7 separate regions of the Mus musculus genome follow, and regions 1, 2, 3, 4, 6 and 7 are each linked to region 5. The links are chromatin loops, found by intact Hi-C in ENCODE. Cell type or tissue: heart. All regions are shown on one strand. Each heading gives the region's core, and the rest is flanking DNA. Links, peaks and the distances in the headings are about the cores only.

The links. Peaks named below come from ENCODE experiments on the same cell type or tissue, not always from the same donor. Only the 100,000 strongest peaks of a DNase experiment are listed, where the experiment ranks them.
Region 1: it touches region 5 in a loop (4-fold over the local background); 8 of 42 quality-filtered maps call a loop at or near these places.
Region 2: it touches region 5 in a loop (4-fold over the local background); 7 of 42 quality-filtered maps call a loop at or near these places.
Region 3: a loop joins it to region 5, with 1.9 times the contacts of the local background. A loop is called at or near these places in 2 of 42 quality-filtered maps.
Region 4: it touches region 5 in a loop (2.2-fold over the local background); 12 of 42 quality-filtered maps call a loop at or near these places.
Region 6: it touches region 5 in a loop (2.0-fold over the local background); 3 of 42 quality-filtered maps call a loop at or near these places.
Region 7: it touches region 5 in a loop (2.6-fold over the local background); 5 of 42 quality-filtered maps call a loop at or near these places.

The regions. Positions count from the first base shown.
Region 1 is chr6:47,591,926-47,596,315 of GRCm38, reverse strand. It overlaps Ezh2 (enhancer of zeste 2 polycomb repressive complex 2 subunit), which reads left to right and starts at 1,286. Exons shown (of 20, transcript NM_007971.2): 1 at 1,286-1,422. It overlaps F830010H11Rik (RIKEN cDNA F830010H11 gene), which reads right to left and starts at 1,107. Exons shown (of 1, transcript NR_168258.1): 1 at 1-1,107. In heart, for the core only: a CTCF peak has its summit at 1,960; DNase peaks (open chromatin) are centred at 1,215 and 1,955; H3K4me3 peaks cover 3,391 bases; H3K27ac peaks cover 2,445 bases.
Region 2 is chr6:47,648,806-47,653,195 of GRCm38, reverse strand. It overlaps Gm40371 (a long non-coding RNA gene), which reads left to right and starts at 1,876. Exons shown (of 3, transcript XR_003956297.1): 1 at 1,876-1,938; 2 at 3,361-4,077. It also overlaps a transcript of Gm40369 not described here. In heart, for the core only: a CTCF peak has its summit at 1,973 (motif pointing right); DNase peaks (open chromatin) are centred at 1,995, 2,305 and 3,485; H3K4me3 peaks cover 1,380 bases; H3K27ac peaks cover 745 bases; H3K27me3 peaks cover 681 bases.
Region 3 is chr6:47,520,342-47,524,731 of GRCm38, reverse strand. Cul1 (cullin 1) reads right to left here. Exons shown (of 22, transcript NM_012042.4): 17 at 3,847-3,939; 18 at 1,607-1,654; 19 at 1,446-1,528; 20 at 928-1,033; 21 at 102-215. Among named protein-coding and RNA genes, the nearest start is that of Cul1, 68 kb to the right of the region's middle. In heart, for the core only: no CTCF peak of the experiment used is centred there; no DNase peak of the experiment used is centred there.
Region 4 is chr6:47,312,112-47,316,501 of GRCm38, reverse strand. No RefSeq gene overlaps it. Among named protein-coding and RNA genes, the nearest start is that of Gm35280, 57 kb to the right of the region's middle. In heart, for the core only: a CTCF peak has its summit at 1,834 (motif pointing left); no DNase peak of the experiment used is centred there; H3K4me3 peaks cover 452 bases.
Region 5 is chr6:47,451,724-47,456,113 of GRCm38, reverse strand. It overlaps Cul1 (cullin 1), which reads right to left and starts at 1,795. Exons shown (of 22, transcript NM_012042.4): 1 at 1,631-1,795. In heart, for the core only: no CTCF peak of the experiment used is centred there; DNase peaks (open chromatin) are centred at 1,233, 1,353 and 1,853; H3K4me3 peaks cover 3,121 bases; H3K27ac peaks cover 2,495 bases.
Region 6 is chr6:47,515,232-47,519,621 of GRCm38, reverse strand. Cul1 (cullin 1) reads right to left here. Exons shown (of 22, transcript NM_012042.4): 12 at 3,099-3,147; 13 at 2,389-2,520; 14 at 1,340-1,457; 15 at 410-486. Among named protein-coding and RNA genes, the nearest start is that of Cul1, 63 kb to the right of the region's middle. In heart, for the core only: no CTCF peak of the experiment used is centred there; no DNase peak of the experiment used is centred there.
Region 7 is chr6:47,505,691-47,510,080 of GRCm38, reverse strand. Cul1 (cullin 1) reads right to left here. Exons shown (of 22, transcript NM_012042.4): 8 at 1,693-1,855; 9 at 978-1,108. Among named protein-coding and RNA genes, the nearest start is that of Cul1, 54 kb to the right of the region's middle. In heart, for the core only: no CTCF peak of the experiment used is centred there; no DNase peak of the experiment used is centred there.

The sequences.
Region 1 (4,390 bases), core at 211-4,210, 140 kb before region 5:
AAGGAAGCCAGAAGATGTGTGCTCTAATGCCAGTGAAGGATTATGTATATATTCCTTCTTTCTATATATTCTGAAAATCTATATACATATTCATTCTCAGTTCTCTATCCATTCTATCAGTGAAGGAATGAATACATTCATTTATTCATTCATTCATTCAACCTGTTCCTCTAGAGAACCACGACCAATACAGATACATAACTTCCAGAGTGTTACAAATTCTCAGTCTGAACTCTTCACTATTGAACCTGTTTTCACAGGTCTGTGGGATTTTGCCATTCAGATGCATCTTATTAAAAGTAAATTTGAAATACCATTATTCACCTCATTGCCAGATAACTGAACAGGGAGTGGGGGTTGGGCTGCGTACTGTATAAGCAGCTCATTTCTATTCCTCGGGGAGAAAGGTTGACTCCCAAGATGCCATTGACAAATGTTGCAAACTCCTTACACTTTGCTGAGAAAACATGGGGTGAGCTATTTGCTCTCAAAAGTTGTTAATAAACAACTTGAAACCTTGATAAGTGCTAAGAACCATAAACGCAGCTTGGAAGGCCTTTCAGAGAAATCTGGTCGCCTTTTCTTCCGTCGTCAGGGGATTAGGCACCAGTTTTGCTAGCCAAAGCCTCCAAGGTGCCGAAAGGAACCGCACTAACTTTATCTGCCTACTGGTGCTCTCCGTGAGGAGCGAGGGCCGCCCCGCATTGAATCCCCTGTGGGGCCGGTCACACGCCTTCCTTTCAGTGGCGCCAACAAAAGTGTTGGACCCCGGGCCCAGTATGGCACGCCGGAGAAGAGGGCGGTTAAGACCGTTACCAACCCGAGTTTTGAACTATTTCAAACTTGGCTCAGGCGCCCGCCCGTCTCCTCCCCTCCCCCTCCCGAGAACCACTCAGCGCCCATTCCCGCCAAGAGCTGGCCCGCCCCCCGGCCGGTTCCCGCCATCCCGACCTCCCCGCCTCCTGCCCATAGCGGGCTTCGGGTCCCGCCAAGTGCCCGGCCTCCGCCTGCCTGTCCATGGCTTTCCTGAGAGGTACCGCACGTTGGCAAAAGAACAAAGACAGCGACTGTGGTGCTTCCACCCAGCAAGCCGCGTTCCTCAGAGCGAGCCCTGTCACTCGCGCACGCGCTGGTGAGCCTCGCGCTCCCAGGGCTGGAGCTCGCTCCGAAGGCTCCCAGCCCGTTCGGCCCTCTGATTGGACGGGCGCCCTCTCGCATCCTCCAATCGGAGAGGCGCTTGATAGTGCTGGGGGGGCCAAATAAAAGCGATGGCGATTGGGTTGCTGCGTTTGGCGCTCGGTCCGGTCGCGTCCGACACCCAGTGGGACATCGAAGGCAGTGGAGTCCCGGCGGCGGCGGTGGCGGTGGCGGCGGGTTGGGGGCGACGCGCGGGAGAGGCGCGGGCTGGCGCGCGGGACGAAGGTAGTCCGCGCCGTCGGCCGCCGGTGGTCGGCAGTCAGGGATCTGGAACGCGCCCCGGGGCGGCGGCGGCGGCGGCGGCGATCGCGGGACCTCCGCGCGGGTGCCTGGCCAGTCTTCGGCATCGCCCAAGCGGGTCTCACTCGAGCGCCGCTTTTGTAGGCGCGGAGGGAGGGCTAGGGGACAGCTTTCTGAGCGGTCGTGAGGTGTGTGGCGGTCCCCGCGGTCCCACGAGTGAACTGTGGATTCCGGCAGACGCGGGCGGGCGGGGGCCGGGAGTGGGGGCTTCTGTCCCGGAGCCTGGTCCCGCCTGGCCGGGGCTGGGGGCGTTCCTGTGGCCGATCGGGGCCGGCAGCGCTGAGCCTCAAGTCTTCTTTGTGTGGCTGGGAGGCGGGAGCGCCCGGGTAGGACGGGACTTACACACAAGTTGGTGGGACCGAGTCGAGAGTCTGCACTCAGACAAAGGACAGACTGTGTCTCGGAAGGGGAGGGGAGGACGCGACACTCGGGGCTCCCGCCGCGCGGGTGGGGGCGTGGGGAGGCGCGACGCGAGCGCGAGTGGGCAGGGCTCGTCCTTGCCTGGCCCTGCTGGGGGCGACCGGCTAACGCCGGGCCTTGCTAAGGCGGGACTGCGTGCACAATGTGGGAACTCCCTTAGCCCTGCGGCTGACATTTCCCCGAGAGCCGGGAGTCTCCCACTGCCTCGGGCTGCTAGTGTCCTCGACTGGCTTTGTGCTAAGTTCGATGGAAGAGTCCAGCTGTGTTTCCTTCTCTCACTTCATTATACAGCCCCCCTTGCACGCACCAGATCGTATGCTTCAGGGCTACTTTTTGAAAATGGGAGAAATTGAGAAAGCACGGGCTTTCGGAAAACTTGGTGAATGTCTTGTGAGTTCTACTTTCTAAAGGACCAAAACCTGAAAGAAAAACAAAATCTGTTTTGGCCAACTTGTGTGCTTTTGAGAATGGTGACAGGTGCTAACGAAATCAACTGTCATTTACTCAGTGATTATTCCCCAAATCTCCAGGGGTAGGTTGTTAAAGACTAGATGATCGAAATAAAATACCCACGAGAAATGTGGGTTTACGCTGTAGAATTGACAGTTTCTTTTTAGTGGGTCACGTTTCCCGTGAACAATAGCTTTGGTGAGTCAGAAAAGGCATTTGTTGCCTAAGAAATTCGAGTGTATTCTTGTCACAATTCAAAGAAACTTACTTTGCTTATTAACAGGATCTGTAGAATCTAAATTCATCTGAAGTAAAAATTTGTCTTTGATATTTAAAATACCGTACAACAACGCTACAACGCCTTTTCAGTTTCAGGAAAGTCGTTATCAGTTTAATTCTATGGGTTTTTAATGGCACATAAAACATTTGAAAAATACTAATGCTGTCACAGTTGAATGTAGTTTATATTTTTGGCGATTTAAAAATGTATTTTCAATTACTTTTTATTAATGAATATTAGCAGTGAATTCATATTCAGGAATAAAAGTCAATTTTACTTAGAAGAATGTGGAAATATTTAGGTTATATTTAATTTCCTGTTCTTGTATTCTCAAGTTGGAAACGGATTGGATTCTGGTCTTAAACGAAAAGAATCCTGCCTTTTCTCTTTGGAGAGGTGTACTAGAGAATGAAAATTGCATTAGGAAAACTTAGGAAAATTGCATCCTATATTCTAATTTTGATGGGTTTTGAATATATTTCTTAAAAAAAAAAACAAAAAAAAACCAAAAGAACAGACTCTTGTTGCACTGTTTCATCTAATGAAGACCTAAAGTACATCTGCTAATTTACGGTTTCATATGAATGGAGACAAAGAAATGCAGTGTCAAATTTCTGTTGTTTCTGATTTGCAGGAGCATCGTAGAATAGACATTCCAGGTGCAGCTCTAAATGTTGAGATTGTAGCATAAGGTTTATGTTTACATTAAAATCCTATTGATAATCTCATTCATTATGAGGTGAGCTAGTTGTATAGAATTTTGGTAGAAAATTAGTTTAGAATTTAACAATTCAGTTTTGCCTGAATATGTGATTTTTTCCTGTAGTTGACATTTGCTGTTTTGTACTTGCCACATATATTTCCTTAACTCTCTGAAGAATTGGTTGAAAATATTGCCTTATGTTTCGGTAGAAATGAGAAATGTTTAAGAAGTCTAAATAGGGATAGAAAAAGCCACTTGTTGACATGTGTAGCTAGAAGTGTTCTTTTTGGTACTGATATTCTTTTGCATGGATACATGTGATTATTTTTGTGTTGGCTATGTAAAGGTTTTAGTCAGATTTTCCAAATCACACCAAAATTCATTTGCTTTAGGTTGTCCTTTATCCTTTGAAGTCATATGCTCAAGAAGTTTAGATTTATTTTATTACTAGCCTTTAAATAATAATGAAGAAAGTTGATTTGCCTTAAAAAAACGAACAAAGGAAAATTTCTCTGCTGATAAAATGATTTATGGGCTATAGAAATGGTTTATAGATTAGCTTTGAAGTCTTTATGTCAGTGTAGATGGTGAATTTTTCAGTACATTCCATAGTAGTTATAGGTTGGTAGAATCTTTACGGTGGAACATGGGTAGAAAGGAACAATTCATTAAATTCAGAGAAAGGTCCATCAGAGTATGTGCTTTATTTTAGAGATGTTGTCCCAGAAGTCTCAGACACTCACAGAGTTTTGTTCATACTTATATTATTGCATGTATCAAATTGTTCACTTGTTTATGCTTCACACTGTCTAAGTGTTGTGGGACAAAGTTTCTGTCCTATTTTTGATTGGTTGCCTAACACTTAGGTTGGTAGTTTCCAGAGAATAGTTAATAACCAAGTGATTTAAGGAAATTGGAAAGATACAGTGAAATAAATTGACAGAGAAATTTGGAAAACAGTGAGATATAAATAAAACTGCTTACTATGAAACCCAAGTTTGATTCCTGGAACCTGGTACAGGGGAAGAGAGAACCGACTC
Region 2 (4,390 bases), core at 187-4,186, 200 kb before region 5:
GAGCAAGCTCCAATAAGCAGGCTCCAACCGTTTTACCCACACCCACATCTCCATATCCACATCTCCACATGTGCACATTTGGTGGATGGAAACGTGCTGGCGCCAAGAACATTGTTTGCTTGTTTGTTTGTTTGTTTGTTTGTTTGTTTTTTCTCTCAGCCTTTTTATACCACCCAAGACAGCACTCTCTGTGTGTAAGAAGATTACCTGGTAGCCACAGGTCACATATTCTCTAAAAGCCATCACCCCAGAAACATATTCTTCCAAAACCAGATTAAAATCATCCCACAAAAGGAAACTACACCAGGAGCCTTGATGACATAATTTTGTTTTGACATTCACGCCTAAGAAACTTTTCCCATCCTTCTTTCTCTCCACTAGATGGACTTAACTCTTGTCTTAACTGATGAACAAAGTTTAAGGCAATGGAGCCTAGGTTAGCAAGTGTTTTTTCTGTGCTTGACTGGTGACACTTTGTATTTAGCGGGAGACCGATCATCATCTGTTGTGCACCTTTCGTTTCGTTTCGTTTTGTTTCGTTTTGAAGTCGTGTTGTTCAGGTAATCTGGGCAATCGCCTACCCTCTATTCTGACACTCGTAATAGAGCGATTTGCTGTTTATTCCTAGCCGTGTGTCTCTTCGAGGTGCACACCGAGCACTTATGGCCACAGGCTTAGATCACAAGATCCAGGAAGTCAGGCCCAACGTTGAACGGATGCTCTCTGTGAGCATGAACTTGTCCCAGGCCTAATTTTCTTGCTCCTACGAGTACATTTTTTGAAGGCACGGAAGCTCATGTGCTCCTTCTCTCAACGATGCAGCTCTCTTGCTGTTCTATGAGGAAGGGGAACATTCTAGTCTTGATCCCGAAGTAGACTTTCTGTCGACTACCCTCAGTCTCCCCAAACCCCCGCCCCCCATGATTTAAATCCAACTCATTTCCCGAAAGGACTTAGACCAAACAGGAATTACAACTGATCATGAATTCATCTCAACAGCATTATCTCAAGAGGATTCCTCCTCAGGTCGATCCGCAAGCCTCTGGCCCATCAGAGCAGGGGTGGGGTGGGGTGGGGTGGGGTGGGGTGGGGTGGGGTGGGGGCATCACCCAGGAGGGCAATCACAGGAGGTTGCAGGCAGTGAGTGTCTTGCCTTGCCCAATCCCAGCACGCCAGGGCCATGAGGGATCTAGCAAAGAGAGGCAGGAGAAGGCAGACCCCTCAGGAGTAAGAAGCCATGCTGGGCCAAAGGTCCTGGGGCCCCCGCTTCTCCAGGGTACACCCAGCAGAGCAGAGCACAAGCTTGGGCCGGTGGACCGCTGGGGCGATTCCAGGAGGCTCACTTGCCCACTGCAGTTCTTCCTGCGAGGCTAACACGGGCAGTCCCAGTCCGCGTGGGCGTGGGGTCCCGAGTGTGGGGAACTGTGTGGGTCCAAGTGGAGGGCCTGGCTCCTGGCCCCGGAGACTTGGCTGTGGTCAGGGTGGTCTCGTGGCCCAAGGCCCAGGCCTTCCAGAAAGGGAAGAAAGAAAAGCAGAGCTGTGGGTGTTGGAGGAGCACCAGGTTGGAGCACGGGGTGCTCCCGCTGAGCCTCCGGCTCGCTTTAGGAGTGGAGAACTGTCAGCGAGGCCTGGAGGTCCGGGAGGGCGGAGGAGGGCCGGTGTAGACGAAGGGCCATCGAGCGAGCGTTGGGAGTTTGCGGTTTTGCTGTTGCTGTCGTGGGTCAGTCGCCCGCGTGGAAGGGCCAGGGTCGCTTGCTGCTTTTTCTGAGCGTTCCCGGAGAGAGTTATGTGCGAAGTGGGGTCTGGACGGCGACAGGACAAGAAGAGCAAGAGGAGCATCAAGCAAGCAGCAAGAGGAGTAGAGACGGTCGCTCGAGGCTGGAGGCTGGATGCACAGCGAGCGGGCTTCAGGAGTCCTGGGCGCGGTTGTAGCCCCCAGTGGGTGGTCCGGGGCGCGGAGTGTCAGTTCCCATGCCGACCACTAGGGGTCGGGCGCGCTCCGGAGTCTCGGGCGAGGGAGGCAGTTTGTTTGCAGGGGTGTGGGCGTCCTCGGGAGTGGTGTTGTTGTTGTTGCTGCTGCTGCTGCTGTTGCTGCTGCTGCTGTTGCTGCTGCTGTTGTTGTTGTTGTTGTTGTTGTTGTTGTTGTTGTTTGTGCTAAGGAGGAGGCGTTGTGAGAGTGTGCGCGTTTGTGTGTGGGCTTGCGATGTGAGTGTGGTTGGTGTGAGCGCATGATAGGCGCTGGGCGCTGGGCATTGGTAGTGTGTGAGGCTTGGAGGCTGTCCCGTCGCGTGTCGTCATGGAGTGTGCGTTTGGAGTATGTGTGTGTCGCGGGGCTCGCTCGCCGGTTGTGGTGGCGCACGCCGGTAGGATTTGCTGAAGGAGGCAGAGGCAGGAGGATCACGAGTTCGAGGCCAGCCTGGGCTACACATTTTTTTTCTCCTCGGCTCCTCTCTCTTTAGGCCCGCTTCACACAAACACACACACACAACCATGCCCGCACTGCTCTCTTTTCACCCTCACTCCTCTTCACACCCTTATGCACACACCATCACCTCTTCCTTCACTCCACAACTCACAACCTACTCTCAACACCCTCACACACACACAGCACAGCAGCCCCCTCAACACTTTCTCTCTACCCTATCATCGACTTGCCTAGCCTCCAGACGCCTTGCAACCCATCTCCTGCCCTACCCTACCCTACCCTACCCTACCCCAACCAATCCCCACACCATCCTCCATTTACAACTTGGCCTCACCTAGTAGCACACAGACCTTAGCCTCACTTTTTACCTTCCTCCTTCTTTATTGCTTTTGACAAAAAAGAAAAATCAACACTCACACACACACACACACACACACACACACACACACACACACAATCGACCTTCACTTTTCAGTTGCACGATCACTACCAGGCAGGTCCCGGAAGCCTGCCTTCTCTGCCTTACCTCAAACGCTTGACACACCAACTACACCATATTGCTAGAATGGGCCATCCTCTTCACAAAAGAACATGAGCACCCAAAGTTAGCCCCAGTCTGCAGAGGCACACAGGGATTGACCTAGTTTGGAAAACCTATAGCTTTTCCTAAGCTTTCCTTACTCAGCTCAACACTCAAGAATTTCTGCTTGCTGCCTTGCTTGTTGGCTTGTCTGCTTGTTCCCCCGCTTGTTCCCGTGCTTGCTCCCCTGGTTGCTTCCTTTCTTCTTTCCTTCCTTCCTTCCTTCCTTCCTCCCTTCCTTCCTTCCTTCCTTTCTTCCTTCATTCCACGTTTGCTTGCTTGCTTGCTTGCTTGCTTGCTTAGTTTCCTTCAAGACCCAAAGGTCTTGACCTGTCTTCTCTGGTTGCATTTTCAGTTCAGCCTGTCACCAAGAAAAAGTCACTCGTTGCCAGTGCGGACATGCTCTGATAAGGAGGAGGAAGCCAGTTGTGTGTATGTCTGCTCTTCTGCAGTAGCCTTGCCTAGAGGTGATTCCCTTGGTGGGTGTTCCTATGTGGGCTCCATGGCCTGGGGGATTCAGAGCAGTGGGCAGCTTGGCGTAGGATCTGTAGGGGTGGGCATTACCCAGCCATTCATGACACACCCCCTGGCAGAGGTCCTTTCCTGCATTTGCCCCCATGAGTTTGTGTCCTGTGGGTCCAGGCATATGCCAGCCCAAAGGGACACATGTTTCAATTTCTAAGACCCAGTGAAGTTTCTTTGGGATTCCGGGTGGGGTGGAGGAAGCCTGTTCCAGCTGCTGCTTTCTCTGCTGTCCCTGCTGCTGCTGCTGCTGCTGCTGCTGCTGCTGCTGCTGCTGCTGCTGATGGTGATGGTGATGGTGATGCTATGCTGATGCTGATGGTGATGGATGTGGGGTGTGGTGGGGATGGGTGAATAGATGAGTGGGTGGACAAATGATGTGTTGATAGAAGGAACAAAGGAGGAGGAGGAGGAGCAGAAAGAGGACGAGGAGGACGAGGAGGAGGAGGAAAAGGAGAAGGAGGAAGAGGAGGAAGATGAGGCCTGTGGAGAAGAGAGACCAGGGTCCTAAGGCCAGTCTGTAGAGGGCCCGAGGTCTTTGGGCTTCCAGGTGAGCACTTGGGAATCCTGGAACCTTAAGCACCTACACAGGGTTGTCTCTTCCTGGGCAGGGATGCGTGCCTGTCCTCTGCCCAGAAGGCTCCAGATGGATGTAGTTCCTAGCCCGGTGGGTGGCCTGTGCAATCTGAAGGGCCTCCCACACTTGAATCACACACACACACACACACACACACACACACACACACACACACACATTGACTCTCATGTTCATCTCAGGCTCTCCCTCCCAAGACCTTTATCTTGAGCACTGTTTCTCGGGCTCAAGAACCCGTCCTTCTACATGGAGATGTCACATGGACTGG
Region 3 (4,390 bases), core at 282-4,281, 68 kb before region 5:
GAAGTTTTTTGTATGAATGAGTAAGCCAGTTCCCATTTTCATGAAACAGCCATTAATCCTTCTGCTACAAGTTTCCTAACCATGCTCTGTAATTCCTGTACCTTGATCACCGGGACCCGAGGTTTGAACCTGGAGGAGAGCTGAGTGAGGACTTCACCAAGTAACTGCTGGTGTTTCAGGACCTTCCTCATTTTCATGATTCTCACGATGGCCGCCTATGCAATCAACAAGAAAAACACATGCTTAGAGGTTTAACAGCTGAGCATGAAAGTTCAAGGCAGCCTGTACCACCTCATACTCAACTTCCATGCTAGGGTAACAACTATCCTACAGGTCAGGGAGGGTACAAGCAATCAGCTCTATCCATCAGCTTTATCCATTAAAATGTTTTGTCTAAGGGGCTAGATTGATGGTGCAGTGGTTTAAGAGCACTGAGGTCTTCCAGAGGACCTGGTTTCAGTTCCCAGGACCTATGGAGTAGCTCACAACCAAAGAGATGCAGCATCCTTTCCTGGCCTCTGGGGACACCAGTAGCATACATGAACCCTATCTATATGTGACTACATATAGACAAAACATGCATATACACTAAATGTAAATCTTAAATATTTTGGAGGGGCTAATTTTGGCCAACTATAAAGCACTAAAGAATAAAGAAAAAATGGATCTCTAAAGGAATAGAAGGTCCCCTTCCCCCCAATCTCCTGTTTCTTTAATCTGCCACATATTACCTGCTTCCCAATACTTAGGCAAGAAGATTAGACTACTTTTGTTTGGAACATAAAATACTTCATCCCTCAGACACCAAGTGCTGGCTTCAGGCATTGTCATCTTTGGCCATCACCGAACTGTCATTCTGGCAGCGTTTGAGCACATACAAGGCCAGCACGTTTCCCTAAGTGTACAGTGCAGACATGGTTCAGTCACCTGAATCAGTAGTTTGCGGTCTTCCTCTATATTTTTGTGTGTAGTTTCTTGTTCCTGCTTCTGTTCAGTTTTCATTGGTACATTGATATTAACCCTCAATTTCTTACTGTCAAGATAACAGAGGAAACAGGTCATTGAAAAGTCTGCTTCCTGTCTTTCAACTACACGTTTTGCATCCCTGGACTGGGCAGGTGGTTCACACCCATCTCTTCTATATCATTTCTCATCATTTCTACTGCTACCTGCGAACTGCCCCTCCACCAATGCTATGTAATTTTACCACAGAGGGATGACTGAAGTGACACTTGACCCCTCAATTTAGTGAATTGTAATAACACCAAAATAACTTGATATAAAGGTCTAAACATGCCATATGAGCCACTCAAGACTTATTTTCAAGATAAAGAAAATCAAACTCAGCATTAAAAGCAGAGTCCAGTTCCCCTGGCTCGTGCCGATCCTGAAGTAGGCCAGTGCCAGGGGATAAGACCAGCAGCTACATGTTAGATTTTTCTTACTTTTTATAACCAAGATATAACTTTATTAAGGTGTCTGGCTTCAATTCCACCTCATCAACATTGGCATTTTCATCTTCTAAGACCTAGAAGAAAATAACTGTTACTAGGCACATCCTAGGGAAAGGGTGTCTTCTAGCTCAACACAAAGTATACAAACATACCAGCAATTTCGACTTCAGTAAAATCTGTAGGACTTGTGCCAAAATGTCCTGCAATCAGAGAAAGATGGTAAGCAAGGAGGAAGAATACTTCTTTACAGTGCCTGTCCCAGAGGCCCAGCCTCACAGAAATGGTCATCACCTCAAAGCAGAACTAGTCAGAGAAAGTGACATGGCTTGTTCTTTATGGCCTGAAGCACCCACTATTCAAAGGCAATAATAATGCAGTTTCCCACAAACACTGGACACAATATATGGCCTGCTTCTTCAATGAAACCTACAGGAAATGATTCACTTCTTCGATGTCTGAAGGTTCATAAGACATTTATGTGGTGCTGTGGATCAAACCCAAGGCTTTGTGTGCCAGGCAAGTGTTCTACCAGTAAACTACACCCCTGAACATGCGAACGAAGCAGTAAGGAGCTTCAGCAGAACCAAAGTTGCACTGCATTCATGAACATGCTGAGACTTGGAGGCAGCTGACTTGCTGCCAACTTGGCTTTAGTTGGCAATTCAGTGCATCATATGACCTCTGTAGTTATTAGCTGCTCTGGTGATTTCCAGAACCATCAAGCCTCATGGCATGGGGACTTAACTTTCTCACCTGCACTCTTAACCAAGGCTCCCATGCTGTCAGAGAAGTGACAGCTATGCACTGGGGTCTGGAGGAGGGCAGCTAAAGACCCATAAGGTAATTCTAGTAATACAAAGAAGTAGAAAGATTGGTGTGGCATCGAGGAGAAGGCCAAGCAGAGACTAGAGAGGCAGACCTGTCAACCCTTCCAACCAGCCAGCAAAAAAAAAAAAAAAAAAGTAGGTTTCATTGAAATTTAAAAAAAAAAAATGCATGTACAGCAGTGTACCCATCAGTAAGTACACATGTCAACTAAAAAATTAAATGGGGGCAGGGACCACTTCTTAACTGGTGGAGTACTTGGCTAGCATGCCCAAGGCCCTGGATTCAATCTCCTGCACTGCATAAAAACGGGTGTGGAGCATGCCAGTAATCTATCACAGATACACAGATGTATGTACAAAGACAGGACAGTAAGTTAGTTTAAGGCATTCTCTACCTACTCAGTGAATCTGAGGTCATCCTAGAGTACAGGTGACTATTTCAACAACAGCAACAGAAAATCCCAACCAAACAAAAAATAAAGTGAATGAGGAAAGTTAAAAAATCTTTTATCTGCTTCCCAGCACTCACGTGAAAGCTCAGCCTTGTCTGGAGTGCTATGGGGAATAAATGAGTGAATCCCCAAGTCTTACTGCTGTGCAGCCTAGCTGAATGGATAAGCTCCAGATTCACTGACAGACGCTGCTTCAAAGAAAGAATGACATGTGCACCACAGTGACATCTACTTCTAGTCTCCAACACGTGAATACAAACAAGTACATATATCTACACACACACACACACACACACACACACACACACACACACACACACACACAGAGATAGAGACAGAGACAGACAGTGACTGACTGGGTTTAAAACAGCATTTCAAGGGACAGTGGTGGTAGCACACACCATTAAGCCTAGCACATGGGAGGTAGAGTCAGGCAGATCTCTCTGAGTTCATAGCCAGCATGGATTACAAAGAGAGTTCCTGGATAGCCAGGGCTACACAGAGAAACCCTTAAAAAAAATAGAGCATCTCACACTGTCCTTATAATGCTGACAAAAGAGAGCATTTCTTAACACCCTTATGAAACTGGCATAAAGGTTTATAAGGACACAGCTGGAACTGGCCACCACCATCACAGGTGCTGGCCACCATGCCTGCCTGAGAACCCATGTTTTCTCCAAAACAATTTGCTTAAATACTATAAAGTTATAAAGTCGTGATAGTGGCACATGGAGCTTTACACCCTAGACCTTAGTACCACCAGTACCAGGAATGTGCTGGATGCTCCTCACACAAGTTTGAGACTAGTCAGGTTAACTTTTGGCTCAAGTGAACCTTGCCCATTATATAAACTTCTCTGACTCAACCATGAGAACTCAGTGGTCCTGTTGGCATCCAAGGTGTCAGACACCCCAGTGAAATGCTCTCTGTGGATCTATCTGGCCTGGTCTTCTGGTGCCTTGGTCAGAGTTTACTGCTTTTACTTTTTTCTCCATGCTGCTAACATCTAGTAAGCCAAAGAAACCCATGTCCTCTCCCCCTTTCCACAACATCCCAATGAACAAAGAAGAGGCAGCTTGAGAGTATAGCGTGAGTACCAAACAGTGGAAATACCATTTTAATCTGAGTGCTGTCAGTCAACTGCTGCACAGTATAGGCGTCTTCTGTGTTATACTGAAGCAGGATTGCCATCTGAAATGTGGACGCCTTCGTGGTCCAGAGGAAAGAAAGAGGAAATGTGAAAACATGGGAAAGGTACAACCTGCTTTCATGAAAAGCATTCTTCAGAGGCAAAAAAGGAGAGGGAATACAAAATGTCACAACCAGGGGAATGGACATTTTTCTTAAAGATACCTTTCAAACACTGAAAAGACTCATTTTTCTCCTGAAATGTACCCTATATAAGCATAAATATATGAGCATACCTATAATATAAACATACACCAGGTATAGAGACATTAATTATAAGTTTAATTTTTATGCATAGTAGAACAAAAATTATTTTGGGGATGCATACCATTTATACATTATGTGTATGTTTAAGTTGCCAGAGACCTCCACACCAGGTATAATGGTTACTTAATTAACTTATCAATGTGGAAGTACAAAGGTTAAACTAGTGAGTAGTTTTCGTCACATACTCTACAGTTTAATTACC
Region 4 (4,390 bases), core at 235-4,234, 140 kb after region 5:
ACGTGTCATAATGGCCAAAATAGTAACAACAGACACCCCAACCAACCAACAACCAACCGAACAGACAAACATGGTGGTGAGGACATGGAAAAAGAGACACTCTCAAACATTCCTCAAAGTAACATAAATGTCATACTTTCTCTGGAAAACACTGGCAACTCCCTATAAAACTAAACACGTGTTTACCATATGGTCACAAGTAATGCACTCTTGCTCTTTTTTCCCCCCAAGATAAAATGAAACTTATTTTTACACACACACACACACACACACACACATACACACACACACACACACACACACAAAACTTTATGTGAATTTTTAAAGCAGATTTAACTGTACTTGTCCCAAACTGCAAACAACACATAAATCTCTTATTGCATGTATAGCTAAACATACTATGATGCATACATTGTGTGGAATACTACTTAGCAATAAAAATGAGTAATCTAGTGATATATACAATTCAGATGGATCTCAAAAGGATTATTCTGAATAAGACCCACCCAGTCCCAGATGGTACCTCCCAGGTTGCTTCCATTGATAAAACCTTGAAAAGGTAAAATTACAGTTTGGACACTAATGATCCTCACGATTCCCAGAGGCCAAGGGCAAAGAGGAAGGTCACAGTGGCTGTAAAAGATTCATTGGAATGTTCTGTATCCTGGTTGAGGCAGTGGTCCCAGAGATCTACACATGTGATAAAGTTGCAGAAATTAAATATACACAAGCAAAGGAGTGCTAGGAAAACTGGTGAACTCTGCATGACTCGGATGCCAATTTCCTGGTTGTGATATGTGCTATAGCGCCTAAAGATGATGCTGAGTGTGTACAGTGAAGGGCAGATGGAGTCTATTAAATCTCACAACTGCATGTGAACAGCTAGTTATTTCCAAAGATTTGGAAATGTTCCACAGTAACCCATGATTAAACACAGAAACAAAAGTCAGACTCAACCCCCCTGGCTTCAGAGCAAATTCCTTTGTTTTGATAAAGGTTATAAACCAAAGTCAAACCAAAACAAACTAAATCAAAGTCAGATATGATGCTAAATGTAAATTCAGATTACAGAGAGATGCTTGTCCAAGCTGTGAGGTCCAAGCTTCCATGATGGGAGAGGAAGAGGGCCGAGGGAAGCTGGGAGCTTGAAGAGCTTGTGAGGAACTGTGGGCAGGTAAGTTATCCTTTATTTCCCAGCTGGAACACAGGCTGTTAGGCATGCATCTGCTGACACAGACACGGACACGGACACGGACACGGACACGGACACGGACACGGACACAGATATAGGCGCACACACCAGTACCAAGGCTTGCAGACCTCAGGCCTTAGACAGGTTAGAGGTGTACACAGCTGGCCAAAGGCAGAGGCAGGATCCCGACTCAGGTTTCCATGCAGGCACTGATCTGTAGCTGATCCAGGCTGACTAGCAGCCATCGAGTGGCAAAGGTTTGAGTCAAGGATAAACTCTGGGGTGGCTAGAGCATAAGAGTCAATACAAGCTGGAGATGTTATAAAAGCACATTTCCTCCGGGGAGAGACTCAGCGAAAACCATGGAGAGAACATTTGTTTCTTTTTTTCTATGAATCCCTATGGGTCCCACTTTTTATTAAACTCTAGCAGATGTAGATGAAATAAAAGGGTTTTTGTTTGTTTGTTTGTTTTTAATCTTATCACATTTCCTCTTTGGACTTAAGTCACAGACACTTTCTAAATTACATACGGAGCAAGTATTTGATTTTGAACACATTTAAAAAATACGTTCTTGGGTTTTTGTTTTTTTGGATCCCTATTCGTTCCTCAGACTGTAGGAATCTGCCATCTAGTGGCTCAATACTGAAATTGTTTTGTCCTTCCTATTCTATGTTGGAAGAGAATTTCACATGGATTTTTTGTTTGTTTAAAATCTGAAATTTATCAGCATGGCAAAAATAAAGGAAATCTTCTCTATTAAAATTGAAGCCTTGAACAGGACTCCTATCTGCCCTCAGACATAGGTTGTTGGAGAATTTACAACAGTATAAAAACAAATTTCTAGATGTCATTTGCCTCTAATGATGTGACTGTCCAAGTTTCAGTTAGAGCATTTAAATAACTGTAAGACTAAACGGAGTGGCAAAACAGCTAGTGTCTAGTACTTCCAACCACGGACAGGCTCATTATATACCCTCAATTTTAAGTGCCTTAGATCATGTAGATAAGGTAGGAAAGTGGGCTCTCACCATTTTGCCACACACTTGTGTCAGCTGTCACTCTTTTGGACCTGATTCACTTCACTTCGCATGTATGAGCTTTATTTTCTTGTATGTATGTCTGTGCACTACTTGTGTGCAGTGCCTGAGAGGCCAGAAGAGGGTGTTAACTCCCTAGAACTGGAGTTATGAATGGTTGTGAGCCTCCGCTAGGAACCGATCCTAGATCTTCTGTGAGAACACACGCTCTTAAGCATTAACACATCTCTCCAGGCCCTGAAACTCTCACGTTGTAAAAGTGGCATCCTCGGTTCTCAGATCGGAATCCGAGAGATTTGCATTCCTGCTTCATTATCTGCCTTCCTGGTTTTGTTCCTGTCTTCTGCTCCTCGGTTGTTTGTGTATAGTCACATCATTTTCCTTCATTCGCATGAGTATATTAAATATATTTTCTCTCCTGCCTGTACATGTATGTATGTCCTGCCTGCCTGTATGTATGTAAACCCATGTAAGTGACAGTTCTTGACTTTTTGTCTTTCTACTTTCAGTGATATTTAATGATGTCAAATATTTCAACATTGAAACTAAATTATCTGTATTTCCCCATGAAAGGGGGAGGGGGAGTAATTTTTATGCTTCCAACTTAAGAAAAAAAAAACAAAGTTTTTTTTTGACTGTTAACCCATAGTTAAGAGCATCATAAAAACACAACAAAGCAAATACCTCATGATTACACTTCTTTGCATTTTAAAAATGGCCCCTGTATTGGCTAGTTTTGTGTCAACTTGACACAGCTGGAGTTATCACAGAGAAAGGAGCTTCAGTTGAGGAAATACCTCCATGAGATCCAGCTGTAAGGCATTTTCTCAATTAGTGATCAAGGGGGAAAGGCCCCTTGTGGGTGGGGCCATCTCTGGGCTGGTAGTCTTGGGTTCTATAAGAGAGCAGGCTGAGAAAGCCAGGGGAGGCAAGCCAGTAAAGAACATCCCTCCATGGCCTCTGCAACAGCTCCTGCTTCCTGACCTGCTTGAGTTCCAGTCCTGACTTCCTTTGGTGATGAACAGCAGTATGGAAGTGTAAGCCAAATAAATCCTTTCCCCCCCCAACTGCTTCTTGGTCATGATGTTTGTGCAGGAATAGAAACCCTGACTAAGACAGCCCCAACTTGAAACTGTTGGTGCAACAGTGGATGTATTTGTTCTGACCTATGGTAATGCTATACAGATTCCCTCAGAAAAACTGACTGATGTGGCCCAGCTCCCTATGCTACACTGTGCATAGGGTAAGCGTCATCCTAAAGGATCAATTGAAGACCCTATCACAAGCACACGGGGGAGCATGGAGTGGCCACTGCAGGGCAGTGCCTCAGTCTGGGGTGAAGGGAGGAAAGCACTCAGGTTGCAGCTGGCAAAGGGCTATGTCCTCACTGGCACTTTCCCAGAGCTCACAAAGAATGCTCCAGCCGATCAATAAGCCTGCAATACTCAGGCCACAGTAAAAGGGAGGCAGCCAGAAGGTGCCTTAATGGAACAAAGTAGATGTATTCAACAGGAAGCAAGGGCTCCAGGGGGCAGGCAAAGACTTCAAAAGATGCTATCCTATCATCTTGAGTCTGCTACTGTTCCCCCATCAGTTGGGATGAACAGAAGCACTAAATGTTGGGCCTGATGTGGTATCACCTTCCGTGGTACCGCATCAGGCTGAGAGGAGGGTCAGAATTGACTTGGGCGTGATTGGATTTGCTTCTCTGCAGTAATAATTTTAGACACATGGGACTGTCTTCAGCAATGTGTGGAGCTGTTTTGGAGAGGGTGAGATTTGGGGGAAGCTGGGTCATTGCAGGCACTTAGGGCTAGGAATGTGCAATCCTTATGGAACTTGATCCTGACAGTAGGGTTCTATGTAAATGGAACACACTGTGGTCTACAGAACCACATGTAAAAACAAGGGGGGAGCTTGTGGGAAACTTCTAGGTTTGCTAGCAGAAGCACATTTCTCTTCACTCCACACTTCAATGACACTTGGAGTCATTATGTTGTTTCTTTTGATTCCGTTGGCCTGCTTTCTAGCTTCCTCATTTGAATCCAAGAAACACTTTGGATGGTTCCTAAGGAAAATACATATGTAAGGAAGAAACTTTTTTTTTTCCATCAGGATTATGAAGTGGAGACTCAACAGTTTAAAGGGGGAAAATTCG
Region 5 (4,390 bases), core at 100-4,099:
AGGTGGAGTTCCCTGAACAACAGAGTCTATGTAATATCTAAAGACACCTGGCCAAATTAGCTCAGACTTCAGATGTATGTGACATACTAGGAATTTGGGCCACACCTTCCAGGGCCTGACCATAAGACTCAGGAAAGATGTATCTTACAAACACCCTAGCCTATCTAAAATTGGTTGTCTTTTGGGCAAAACAGTTTTTTAAAGATGATGCCAACAGGGAGGAAAGAGAAAGGTTAGCATTTTTAGAAAGCACTTTGGTCTTTTCTCCCAGGCTTAAGGCTTAGTAAATGCTCCCCAAAACCTCCAAAAATGGGCAGAATAGAAGATAAAACAAGCCAGTGTTGTGTTGCATACTCAGAATTTAAAATGAGCTATAACTGTTTCAACTTACTATGGGAAGCAACAAATACAAGTTTTAAGTAAAAAGAGAAATCTTAAAGCCTTCTCAAACAAAGAAAGACCTCATATCCTTATTTTCCTCAACTACACTGGCTTCTTCAGAGTGTTAGGTTTAGGTCCTAAAAATTGAAGTAAAAGGAGCTTAGTTCCTCTTTTGTCACCCCAGTGCCTTTCTAAAACAGTAATCATTTATTCCATTCTTAGCTTTTGGCTGTTTTAATGCTACTCCAGCAAAGAGCAAGTACACACAGGGCAACTAAAAGCACTTGAACAACTTGACTGCATTTCGGCATGCGTGCCCGTCCCACAAACCCCCAACGACTGTGAACTAACCACAAGTATCAACAGTGACCTCTCAGAAAAGGGGAATCCTCCTTTTTTGGCATACCTAGCTCCCTTAACTTTGGGGCTTAGGCTCAAGGAATGAGAGTGCAAGTGTTCCTTGCTTTCTTAGTTATCTCCTGAGTAACAACACAGTGCACAGGTGACAGAAAGAGGGGGTTCTCAGGGCCACGCGGGATTTAAGAATAGAGGCCCGCAGAGTCTACAGCCCCCGACTCAGTCCTCCTGGCCCGGTGCCGGGTTACCTTTGGGGTCAGAGCGCGCGCTCCCGCCGGGACCGGGGACGCGCCGAGGCCGCCGCACAGGGAGGGCCCAGTTCGACTGAGGAGAGCTGGCGGACGCCCGGGGGCTCCGTTCCTTTGGAAAAGCACACCGCATCCCGGCGCGCCTTGCTCGGCCACGCTCCCAGAGAGAACGGAGCCCGGCACCACTGTTACCCAATAATCATGCCCCGCACCGTCGCAACAATGAGTGCCCCCGGATCCCCGAGAGCACGAGTCCCCCGGCCCTGAGCCACCCCGGCCAAGCGGAACCCCCAGGGCCGAGGGGAAGGGAGGGGTGGCGCGTGAGGCGCCGAGGTCGGCGCCACAGGCCGCGGTGAGTCCGGCTTTTTCCCAGTGCGTAGCCAGGGCCTGGCCCTGCGAGTCCCGGCCCAGGCCGAGCCTGGCCGGCCGGGTGACTCAGGCCGGGCCTGGCCGCTCCGCTCCGCCCTCGGCGTCCTACGCCCACGACTTCTCCGGCCCGGCCGCCATTCCGCCTAGCCGCGGCGCGGCGCCTCAGGCCTCGCCGGCAGCCCGGGCTCGGACGCCGCGGCCCGAGTCACTGCGACGCCGCGGCTCCGCCGTGGCCTGCGCTGCCTCCCGCCACCGCGGCCCGAGCCGCTACTCACCCGCATCTCCGGGCGCCCCCCGACGCTCGGGCGACGGCGTGTAGTGCTCGCGGGGCCCGCCGAGGTCTGGCCGCGTCCCTCAGCGCCCGGGCTGCCCCGCCTGGAGCTGCGTGCGACACGGCGCCCGCTCCTCCTCCTCCTCCCCTGCCCGCCTGCCGGCCCTCCTCCTCCCGCCGCCGCCGCCGCCGCCTGCACCACGCAACCTCCGCCCTCTCGCCGTCCCTCCGCCGCTCCCCGCCCTCCCGGCTTCACCGGCTCTGGCGACCGCGGGGCGAAGCCGTGGGGGAGGGAGGGCCGGAACGCACCGCCATCGGCGTCCGGGGCGGGGGAGCCAAGAAACCGTCGCCGCCATCGCCGGGCCTGCGGCGGCGCGGGAGGGGCACGGAAACGGCCCCCCCAGAGGCCCTGGTCACCCGCTTCGTGGCCAGGACCCGCTTCGCGCGGGCATTTCTACCTGCGAGCCATGGCCTCTGCTTCCCAAACGCCGAGCCGGGTCCTGCCGGACGAGCGGAATCCTCCGCCAGGTTTTCCCGCCGCCCTCGCGTCGGGGCGGCCTCTCGAGTGCCGGCTTCCCGCCACTTCGGACTTCTCGTGGAGACCGAGCCGAGGCTGGGGGCTCTGACCTCTGAAGACACTTCCGGAAGCGGCTGTGGGAGAGGGGCTTTGAGCTCCCCTGCCCCTCCCCTCCATGCACCTCCCGGGAGCTGACATGGGTCCCAACTGCACTGATCCTGGCTGGTGTCTCCTGTCCTGGAGTTGAACCAGAGGCAGTATCCCCAACCGTGAGATGAGAAAGTCAAATGGGCAGGCGGACTCAAGAGAAAAGTGCTACTGCTTCACCGACCCCCCTTTCTACCTGCAGGCCTTGGAGATCCTCCTGCGGAAACCTCCAGCTTGCCCACATACCCACGTGGATGTGTGTCTCCCTCTTTAATACTTTTCAGCAGTGGCCTCCCTTCCTTCTTGAGAGCCTTTTTTCACTTTCACTGTATATGGTTTAGTTAGGGAGAGTTGGGAGTTGCGATTCCAACCTGGGATGGCATGAAGTAGTATTCTTACATCTAGAATAATCTCACCCATTGGAAATCAGCTGCTGTCATCTTGTGCTTTGTAATATTCAATTGTAAATTTGGCAACACCCCTAGCCACAGGTGAGAGGCTGGAGAAAGAATGGATTTACCCCATACCTTGTTAGAGGCAGCTGTTTTAATATCCTAGCTTAGATCTGCCATTTAATTCTGTGAACTAGCAAGGGAAGATTTTCAGTTAGCTCATCATCTGGGCCAAAGATGTATTTGATGTAACTTCTGTAACTTTTCACCAAACTAGAACACCACAGAGATTCTTTCTAATGCACCATTTCGGGGCAGAAATCCTCAGCAGACCTGACAGGTCTCAAATCCACAACTTGAGTAACCCGTGCTTCCTCTCAAAAGAAAGTCCCACTGGTGTGTAGTCCAGCAGTTCTCATTCTGTGGATGGACACCCGTTGGACAAACTTCTATCTCCAAACACATTTACATTACGATTCATAGCAGCAAAATTACAGTTATGAAATAGCAACAAAAACCATTTTCTGATTGGGGGTCACCTGGTGAACTGTATTAAAGAGTCACAGCATTAGGAAGTTAAGAACTGCTGGTTTAGTGTCTTCTATCGAACTGTAGCTTTTTGTCAACATCTATTAAGTATTTTTTAGAAGTGTTGTTTCTGCATGTGTATACCAAATTATATTATCTTTACGTTTGTCTGGGGAAAAGGTTTTTAATTTGTTTTATGTCAAACACCTCAATAACTCATTCAAAAGAAACATGTTTTTAGTAACTTTTCTGTAGACATATGGTAAGGGTGGAGATAAATGTAAGGCTTGTTCCTTGTATATTTTGGCTTTCATTTTAAACTGGATTCCCATGTATTCATAGAAAACAGTTTACTTCCTCTCTATATTTCCTAATCTGTTGTCTTCAGTCTCACCAGTCTATATGGTCTCCTTTCCTGTGATTTTTCACCTCTGGATATGAGTTTGTATGTCAACTTGAGGGTTTTCTCCAACCCATTTTGCCTTAATACAAGTATTTAATCTATCTGAATCCACTCCCTGATTCGCCCTGCCTCCATTCCTTGTTTTAAAGTATCTTATTTACTGTCAATACTATCATTTTCATTGATTTGTTCATTCACCTGTGTCCACTTTGCAACCAGGTGGCATCTGTTCTGAGCAGATAACCCTACCTAACAGGATAAAAAGATATAATAGTAACTTTCATGCTCAAAACACTCTTCATCTTCTCTGTCTCAGCAAAATGGATATCTCTTTGGATGAGCCAGTTTGGAAAGAGAGTGACACCAGAATCAAAGCTCAAAACTGTCCCAAAGGTCTTTATCAGGACAAAGTCAATGGGATTAAAATCTCTTTGTAAATTAGAAACAATAATGAACTGGAAAAAACGCAAGTTTTAGATTAGCTATTTTTAAAATAGCTATTTTTAAAATACCTCATTGCTAGCTTCCCATGTGTGCCTTCAGGTATGGGTTGGGGTGCAGGATTTTTTCTTAAGTTTGCCAGTTTTTTTTTTTTTCCAGTATTTTGCTGGAAGAACATTGAAGCCTGCTCACAGCATGTTTACTACTCAGATTGAAGAGTACTGAGTCACTTGAACAACCATAGGAACTATTATTTCTAAGACTTGGGTAAGAAACTAGTCTGTGGAAAGTAAATGGGTTTCACAGGTTTGTGAATTACCCAGAGACATAATTGCA
Region 6 (4,390 bases), core at 199-4,198, 63 kb before region 5:
CATCCATGGCTTTCCATTCTACAGTCAGCATTTCTAAATAAAAGTCCCTGCCCCAAGTTCTGAGAACAAAATCAGTGCTTACAGAGAAGTGAACTACAAATGCCGGGGACCGTCTCGTGAACACTTTAAGACTGCAGAGTGAGTACCAAAGCAGGTTTCTACCTCATGCCCAGTAGGTACATCAAGAGTTTACCATGTAACCAGTGAGACTCTGCTTGTCGGGAATAAGTCAACACTGTTTGCTGCAACAGAGAGCCTTTCGCTATTTAACACAGGCCCATTTCACATTCCCCACAAACAGTGCACTGACTGCTTACACAGCACTTCGGTCAGCACACTAAGGTCAGGCAGCCCTTTTCCCTCTTGCCAGCTGAAAGAGACCAAGAAACAAAACCAAAACTATCCTTACCTCTGACGGCAAGGCAAACGTGCAAGACTGCTGAAAGGGCCACGATCCAGAACTCAGGACCTGAATACTGAAGTCCACTGTGGGAAGGAACACATTTAATTACTCTACAAATTTTAAAATTCTATTGTTACACACACACACACACACACACACACACACACACAAGAAATAGTCAAAAGATTTAAAAATTCATTACAAGTCTAGTAGGCTACACATACACAGTGAGATGTCCTAGATCAAAACTTCAAACCAAAGGTTGAAGAACCTAGCAACTGTTGTCCTCCAGGGCAATGGTTTTCCACTTTACTGTCAATATAGAGTTTCTAAGCTGATCTGCCTTGATCAATTTTATTTTTTCCCCTTCTGGATATGAAGTTCAGCATGCACAAGCAATGGATGGTGACCAGGAATGATTGATTTAACAGACCCAAATACAAGAAAATGGAAAGCACAAGAGCAAAGCACTACCTCCACCACAACTTGTGTACCATGTACTACTGTCAAGACCGACAGTAGAGACTTCTGGAACCTATTAATTAGGACACTTTCATTTTCACAGATAACGTAGATGTCCATTAGCAATACAAGCTTAATGATGACAGCAATTTTGATTTGGGAAGAATAAAATTCTCCAACTTTCTTCAAAAACAAGTAAGAGAGAGAAGAAAGAAATGTATTCAAACTCAGGTTCAAAGGCACAACAAGCCCATGGATCAGCACAGAGCGAGGCAGACCTGACTGGTCTCACTCAGCAAAGCTGCCACCATCCCATCTGGGTGTCAGGAGGAGGAGAGAGCACTTGGAAGGAAACGCCTGCTTCTAAGTCTTGGAAACTCTGACCCCATTTACCACCCTCACTCCGTATTATGTCACTTCTCTCATCTGCTACCAAGAGCCCAAAGAGCCCTGCTATGAGCACTCAGTACTCACAGTCCAGCGGTTCTGAATTCGTCAGGTGTTTTTTGAACTGTTCATTCAGATCTTTGCTTACACCAATGTCTTGAAACATTCGCTGAAGTTTGGAAGTGTACTCAAAACCACAAGCTTGCTGAAATAAACCCAGGCAACTGTCTCATTAATTTGTATAGAAACATGAATGTATGCAATGCATATAAGGGATTTTTAGAGAAATCACAATACAATATATTTTTTCTTAAGTTCTTTGAAGCTATTACTAAGATTTAGTCATATCTTATGGCATAAATATATACAGATTAAAGTTTTATGTTCTAAAAGACCATTAAAAGTTGGACAATTGGGTCTTCAATATGCAGTAAACATATTGCAGCATTTAAAGCTGCAATTTAAAGAGATTACGATAGGAAATAATTTAGAAACAGGTGGAATGTTGCACATCTGAAAGCACCGTACTCAGCAGGAAGAGGCTAGCCTGGGCTGTCAATGACCCTCAAGCCAAACCCTTCCAATAGCCCAAATAATCTGCTAGTCCCTTATTCTACCACTAAACTGTCTTTTTTTAGAATGTGCCTGCTGAAGTTTAAACCTCTGGTGTGGAGGTATCTGAAGATGAGTCCTTGTGCGTTCATGAGTGTAGGGTGCCTCTTTAAGAGGATGTTACCCTGTGAGTAATGGGCCAAACAGTGGTTGACTGAGAGCCAGGAGAGCCTGCTTCAAAAACAAGATCTAGATTTTTAAGACTTCTGAGTCCCCAGAATGGAGAGTTCATTTCTTTGCCTAAGTTTCCTGGCCCATGGTATTTTGTTTTGGCAGTCTGAGCTAAGAAAACCACTAAGCATTCACACAGAGCCAACAAGGCTGGATGTGTGGGAAGCAGGTGAGGATGTGGCAAAGGTGAGCAGAGCCTGGCCAAGGAAGGGCTACATGGAACAGAAGAACCCTAAACAGGGTGGCAGAGGAAGGAAAGCACCGGAGGCCTGGCTGGAAAGCAGGTCTCACACTGCACGAACCAAGTCAATAAACCCTGAGGAAATTGGGATTCTCCAGGAAAAGAATAGTACCTTTAACTTGGAGATCATGCTTGCTTCAGCATCGTCACTCGCACTGTTTTGATGTACCAGTCTCTTGGCAAGCATCTTTGCATAGAACTTCTGAAATACATCTTTGTCCTCGATGTACTTGAAGACCACCATCTGGCAAAGCCAGGGAAAGAACACCTTAGTGAAACTAACTCACAAGCCCATTTGTCTCTAGCTACCTCCAGGAGCTGCTTGGTTTTGGGTGGGCCTATGTTCTAACCTGGCACAAACTCACCCTGAAATGTTCACAATAAATAGCGCCATCCATTCCTTAAATCCCAGTTGACTGGACTAGACTTAGTAGCAAGAAGCAAAGTACTAAGGCTGGAGAAATGGCTCAGAGGATTAGGGTACTTGCTGTTCTTGCAGAGGACCTGAGTTCCATTCCTAGCACATGGTGGCTCACAACCATCTCTAGTTCCAGGAGATAGAACACCCTTCTGACTTCCTCAGGCACAAGCACACATGTAGTACATATACATACATGTACACAGGCAAAACACTCATATGCATACAATAAAATAATCTTTGAAAATTTAAAACAAAAAAGAAGCGAAGTACCAACATTAAAAGTAAAATTTAGGAGTAAAACCATAAATTCGAAATCAAAATACTTATGACTTTGCATATTTCAGGCCCAATATAAAAAGAGCCTTACAAAGGGCAATGGGTGTGGCCATGAAACACCTTACCACTTGATTGAGGGTGTCTTCTAGTTCTGCCTCTTCTGGGTTCTTGGAACTGAAATTTAAAAGGGCAAGGTGTTTACAAACAAGCAAGCAGACATGCACACATACCACTCTGCCAAACTAGCAGTATCCCACGTGGCTTCAAGTATTTAATAATGAGTTCTCAGATCAGCTGGTGAGCTAGGGGAGGTCACTTTCCTCTCCTAAGGCAATCTGGCAGCCTCACATTGTACCCCATCATGGAAGAGATTACAAAATAGCCACTAGGATATCTAAGATGAAAACTGACAGAAGTTAATTATAATATTATGAAGTTTCCCTTCAAGACAACCCATTTAAATATCAGTAAGTGAGCTGCATTCTTACAATTGCTCCCTACAATCTGAGATAGCAAGTGACCTTACCCAATGTTTCCCCACCACGTACAAAGCAGGTAACACAATTCTCCCAATAGTGAGCTGTTTCGGTTTTGCTACTGATCTACGCCCACAGTCTGAAGATGCTGCATGGCCTACCTTTTGTACAATTATTTTCCAGCTCACTGATGATGACTTGTTAACTTAAAAAATAAAAAGGGTTTATGTGTATGTGTGTATGCCTGCTTGTCTGTATGAGCACCACATATACACACAGGAACCTATGCAGGCCAATAGAAGGCATCAGATTCCCTGGAACTGGAATTACAGATGTTTGTGAGCTGCCCAATTGGATACTAGGAAGTAAACCCAGGTCCTCTACAGGAACAGCAAGTGTCTTTAACAGCTGATCCATTGCTCAGGCTCTGAGAGTTAAACTGTCATTGTTTACATTGTGGGTATTTTCTTAGCCTTAGAGAGCTTTATAAAATATATTGACATCAGAATCAGTAAAATTTGGGGACCTATGCCCCCTTCATAGCATTTGGTGATGTGGTTTGTGGGACAGAGGCAAACCTTGAACATTGCAGGAATGAAACTGTGACGGGGAGAGAAGCTAAGGGAACATAACGAAGAGGAGGCAGCCAAGCCTAATTATACAGCTTGCTTCTAGCTCTGAATACAGCTAAGAAGATTAGGAAAATGTCAGGTGAGTAGATGGTGACTTGAAAATGAAGTGTATGTAGCACCAACAAATGACCAAATAAGAACAAAACTTTAAAATAGTCACATGGCTGAATTTGGTGGTGTGCTCTATATACCCAGTATGTGGAAAGCTGTGGGTAGGAGGACTGCTGGGAGTTTTGAGGCTAGCCTGAGCTACACAACAGCTCTGTCAAATGTAGACCAACACATAATCCATATTGTAGTATTCAGTTT
Region 7 (4,390 bases), core at 130-4,129, 54 kb before region 5:
GTGCTTGTGTGTAGTTTTGTTCTACAAGAAAAATCTAAACTATTCTTGTTCTCCCAAGGTTACAGACCTATCATTCACAAATTTAGGTTAAGTGATGGCTCATCAGTTAAGAACATGTATTGTTCTTGCAGAAGACCAGAGTTTATTTCTCAGCATGCAAATTGGGTGACTCACAACAAATCTGGCTTCTGTGGGCACCACACCCATAAACACAAAGCCATTTTTTAACATAGTGAAAAAATATAAATGAACAAACAAAGTAAAAAAACATTAAAACAAAACAAAACAAAAACAGAGAGGCTAGAGGCAGTTAAGATCACTGGATGCTCTTCCAGAGTGTCAGGGTTCAGTCCCCAGCACCTAAACAATGGCTCACAACCATTCATAACTCCGGTTCCAGGAGCGCTGAGACCCTCTCTATTCTGACCTCCTCAGACATACATGCATTCAGACAGAAACACTAAAAGAAGACAAAAATTAAAAAGGAGACTATCAATACTTAAAAAGGTGCTGGAGAGAGCTAGGTGTGGTGGTGCAAATCTTTAAGGAGGCAGAAGTAAAGAGGCAGTAGATGGATCTCTGTAAATTCAAGCATGGGCTACATAATGAAATCCATCTTAAAGGGGGCTGGAAGGGAGGCAATGCTAGAATAATTTAAGGATTTTGTCAACATTCTACTTTCAAAAGTCAAAACAGAGCCAGGCGTGGTGCCACATGCCTTTAATCCCAGCACTCGGGAGGCAGAGGCAGGGGGATTTCTGAGTTCAAGGCCAGCCTGGTCTACAAAGTGAATTCCAGGACAGCCAGGGCTATACAGAGAAACCCTGTCTTGAAAAAAACAAAAAAAAAACAAAAACAAAAAAAAGTCAAAACAGGTTCTCTGTATCGGTAAAACTGTACAAAGATTCACCACACACACCTGCAGTTGGCATGTGAAAATAATGGGCTCAATTGCTTTTCAGTCAGGTCCTACTTACATTTAGAGCAGCTTCTCCACACTTCTCAATTGCTGCAAGACCCTGATTATGAATATGTGTCTCTAGTAGTTTTTTCAATTCTCCTAGGCCATCCTGAATTCTAGATACAAGATTATACATGCGGCCCAAATCTGAAAGAAAAAAAGGAACCAATTGTATGCATGGAAACCAACTGTGCATACTTATTCTGTTCATTAAGTACTTATATCAAGTGAAAAACACTGTGAAATAGGAAACCATCTTCTAGATCTGGTGTACTTTGTTAAAATCAACAACGGGGTCAGGTTATTAAAATTATATTTCCCCTTTACCACAAGAATCTGCTAATGTACCATTGAGGAAAAGCACTGAATGCTTTCTAAAATCTTGATAAGCTATTTATGCCCCCAAAAGGTACTAAAATATTTGCCTAAAAAATAAACTTAATATAGATACCTCTTTCAACTATAAGTCACAAAAGGAATCCTCAAATTTTTCATTTCATATGTTTTCAATTTATGGTAAAGATGGAAAGTCCTAAATCCCAAAACAATGTGACTGAATCACTAACAGCTCCCACCAGCACCGAGGAACAAATAAGGGAACTAAAAACAAAACAAAAACATCTTTTCATCTTTTAAAAGGATAGAAGGAGGAATACTCAAACATAAAAAACAAAACAATCTGCCCACCATTGGTAATACCAACAGAAGTGTATGGAACAAATTATATTCACCTTCATTCTTGTCAGCATCCAATAAATTCTGAAACTCTGTGTGAAAAATTTCCAAGTGTTTTTCAATGAGGACCTGCTCACATTTCCGTGCTAGTTCATCTTGTGTGCTCTCGTGGAGGTAAACCTGAACTCTCCGCTGTTCCTCAAGCAAACGAGCTTCAGCCTGTAGAAAATTCAATCAAAGTAAACCAATGAATGGCTTGCTTCACTTTTAAAGAACTAGTATGTGAACAACAAATTAAATTCACAAATATTCCAGTAAAGCATGATTAAGAAAAGAGAAATAGGACTTTAGACTGTAGGGTGACTGCCAACCATATTATAAAGTCACTGGTCTATTCTACTCTTTCTGAAATACAAGCTCTAGTCCTTTAAGTGCCTTAAGAACATTATCATAATTAACAGTTCAAATGTCTTCCTATCATTTTTCTTTGGGTAAATGGTATTTCACATCTTGAAGGCAATATTCCCCACCCCTGTGGGAAAAACCTACAGGTCTTCTTCAGCATGCGAACACTGGATTAGGACGCTCTACTTTGGTCTGAAAGCTGTTTGAAGTCAAGGGTCATACCAATATGATCCTAGAAATGACCATTCAGAAATAATAATCAGTAATAAGGAGTAAAAAAAAAAAAAAGGAAAAAAAGGAAGGATGGTCGAACACAGCAGCCTTCCCTTGTCAAGCACTAAAAACACACTTCTAAAGCCCACTTGGACACCGCAGAGTCTCAACTTCTTGAATTTCTTTCCAAGAAAGAGGGGCTAACAGACAATTTAACACAACAGAAACTCAAGAAAGACAGTATATTTTAGAATCTGTCACCAGAAACATGTGGGGGTAGGGTCACTGCAGACATCAGAACAAGGAAGAAACTGCAGTTAAGTCTTGAATTACTCAGATGATCTGAATAAGAGAAGACAAGAGTTGTATTTACTCTCCACACAGACTTTTCAAATTTGGAGAATTACTATTAGAATTAAATAAACATTCAATACCCAGAAAACCGACTAGGAGAGCTTGGACCATTAAATGTGATCACGAGTGGTTATTCAATCACAGGAAAGCAGCTTGAGCCATAGCACACTCATACTCAGCAGAAAGCTTATCATGCAAAGTAAGCTTAAACAGTAAACTGTGTATTAATCACCAAGTCCATATCCTAAACACAGAATGACCTCTAACAAAGCAGTAAGTATATCCAAAAAAGCTGGAATGAGGAACAGATAAGTCACAAAAAAACCACAAAATGTTAGAAGTTAATATATTTCTAGTAAGAAACTCAAATATCAAGGTAATTCATAGTACACTTGATAAACAAAATATTATCCACTAAAATATTCCAAATCATTAATGTGTAAGTTTAAACAAAACAAAGCAAAACAAGCCCCCACGCCCCCCAAAAACCCACAGCAACATTCTGGTCTGGTAAGTAAAATCAGATAATGAACTATCATTCTTCTTTTTTTCTGTTTAGTAGCTGTTTATTTTTATTTTATTTTATTAGATATTTTCTTTATTTACATTTTAAATGCTATCCTGAAAGTTCCCTATACCCTCCCCCCACCCTGCTCCCCTACCCACTCACTCCCACTTCTTGGCCCTGGTGTTCCCCTGTATTGGGGCATATAAAGTTTGTAAGAACTAGGGACCTCTCTTCCCAATGATGGCAGACTAGGCCATCTTCTGCTACATATGCAGCTAGAGATAGGAGCTCTAGGGGTACTGGTTAGTTCATATTGTTGTTCCACCTGTAGGGTTGCAGATCCCTTCAGTTCCTTGGGTGATTTCTCTAGCTCCTCCATTGGGGGGCCCTGTGTTTCATCCTATAGATGACTGTGAGTATCCACTTCTGTATTTGCCAGGCACTGGCATAGCCTCCTACGAGAGAGCTATGTCAGGGTCCCTGCAATAGTGTCTGGGGTTGGTGGCTGATTATGGGATGGATCCCCGGGTGCGGTAGTCTCTGGATCCTTTCATCTTAGCTCCAAACTATGTCTCTGTAACTCCTTCCATGGGTATTTTGTTCCCTATTCTAAGGAGGAATGAAGTGTCCACATGTTGGTCTTCTTTCTTAGAATACCCAAGATACTATCATTCTTCTTCTTTTAAGTCAATCTGTTTTTGGGAGAACATATATCATCTTGGTCAGGAAAACAAAACTACTCCTTCTCAGAAGAGAGGGTAGGCTTTGATGTCCTTGTGAATTCTCCACAGGGATGCGGACTATAGTGAGTTTACAGAGCTTCCTTGCAGGGGCCAAGCAGAAAAGAAGTAGCAGGTCCCACCGGGCGTGGTGGCGCACACCTTTGATCCTAGCACTCGGGAGGCAGAGGCAGGTGGATTTCTGAGTTCAAGGCCAGCCTGGTCTACAAAGTGAATTCCAGGACAGCCAGAGCTATACAGAGAAACCCTGTCTCAAAAAAACCAAAAAAAAAAAAAAAAAAAAAGTAGCAAAAAAAAAACAAGTAGTAACTGGGAACTAATTTGTGACAGCAGGTATCTTTACCATTGCTGTCTCATGTAGACCATGGAACACCAGGACCATATTTAAATGACTAAGTACCCTAAGGTTCTTGAAAATGACCCTGATTAACTCCATTAGAAACAAAAAGGAATAAAAAATCAGAACTGAAAGGTTGGTAAAAATTAATGAAATGAGGTATTTTCTTTCTCTCTTTTTTTTATGTGAATGTTTTG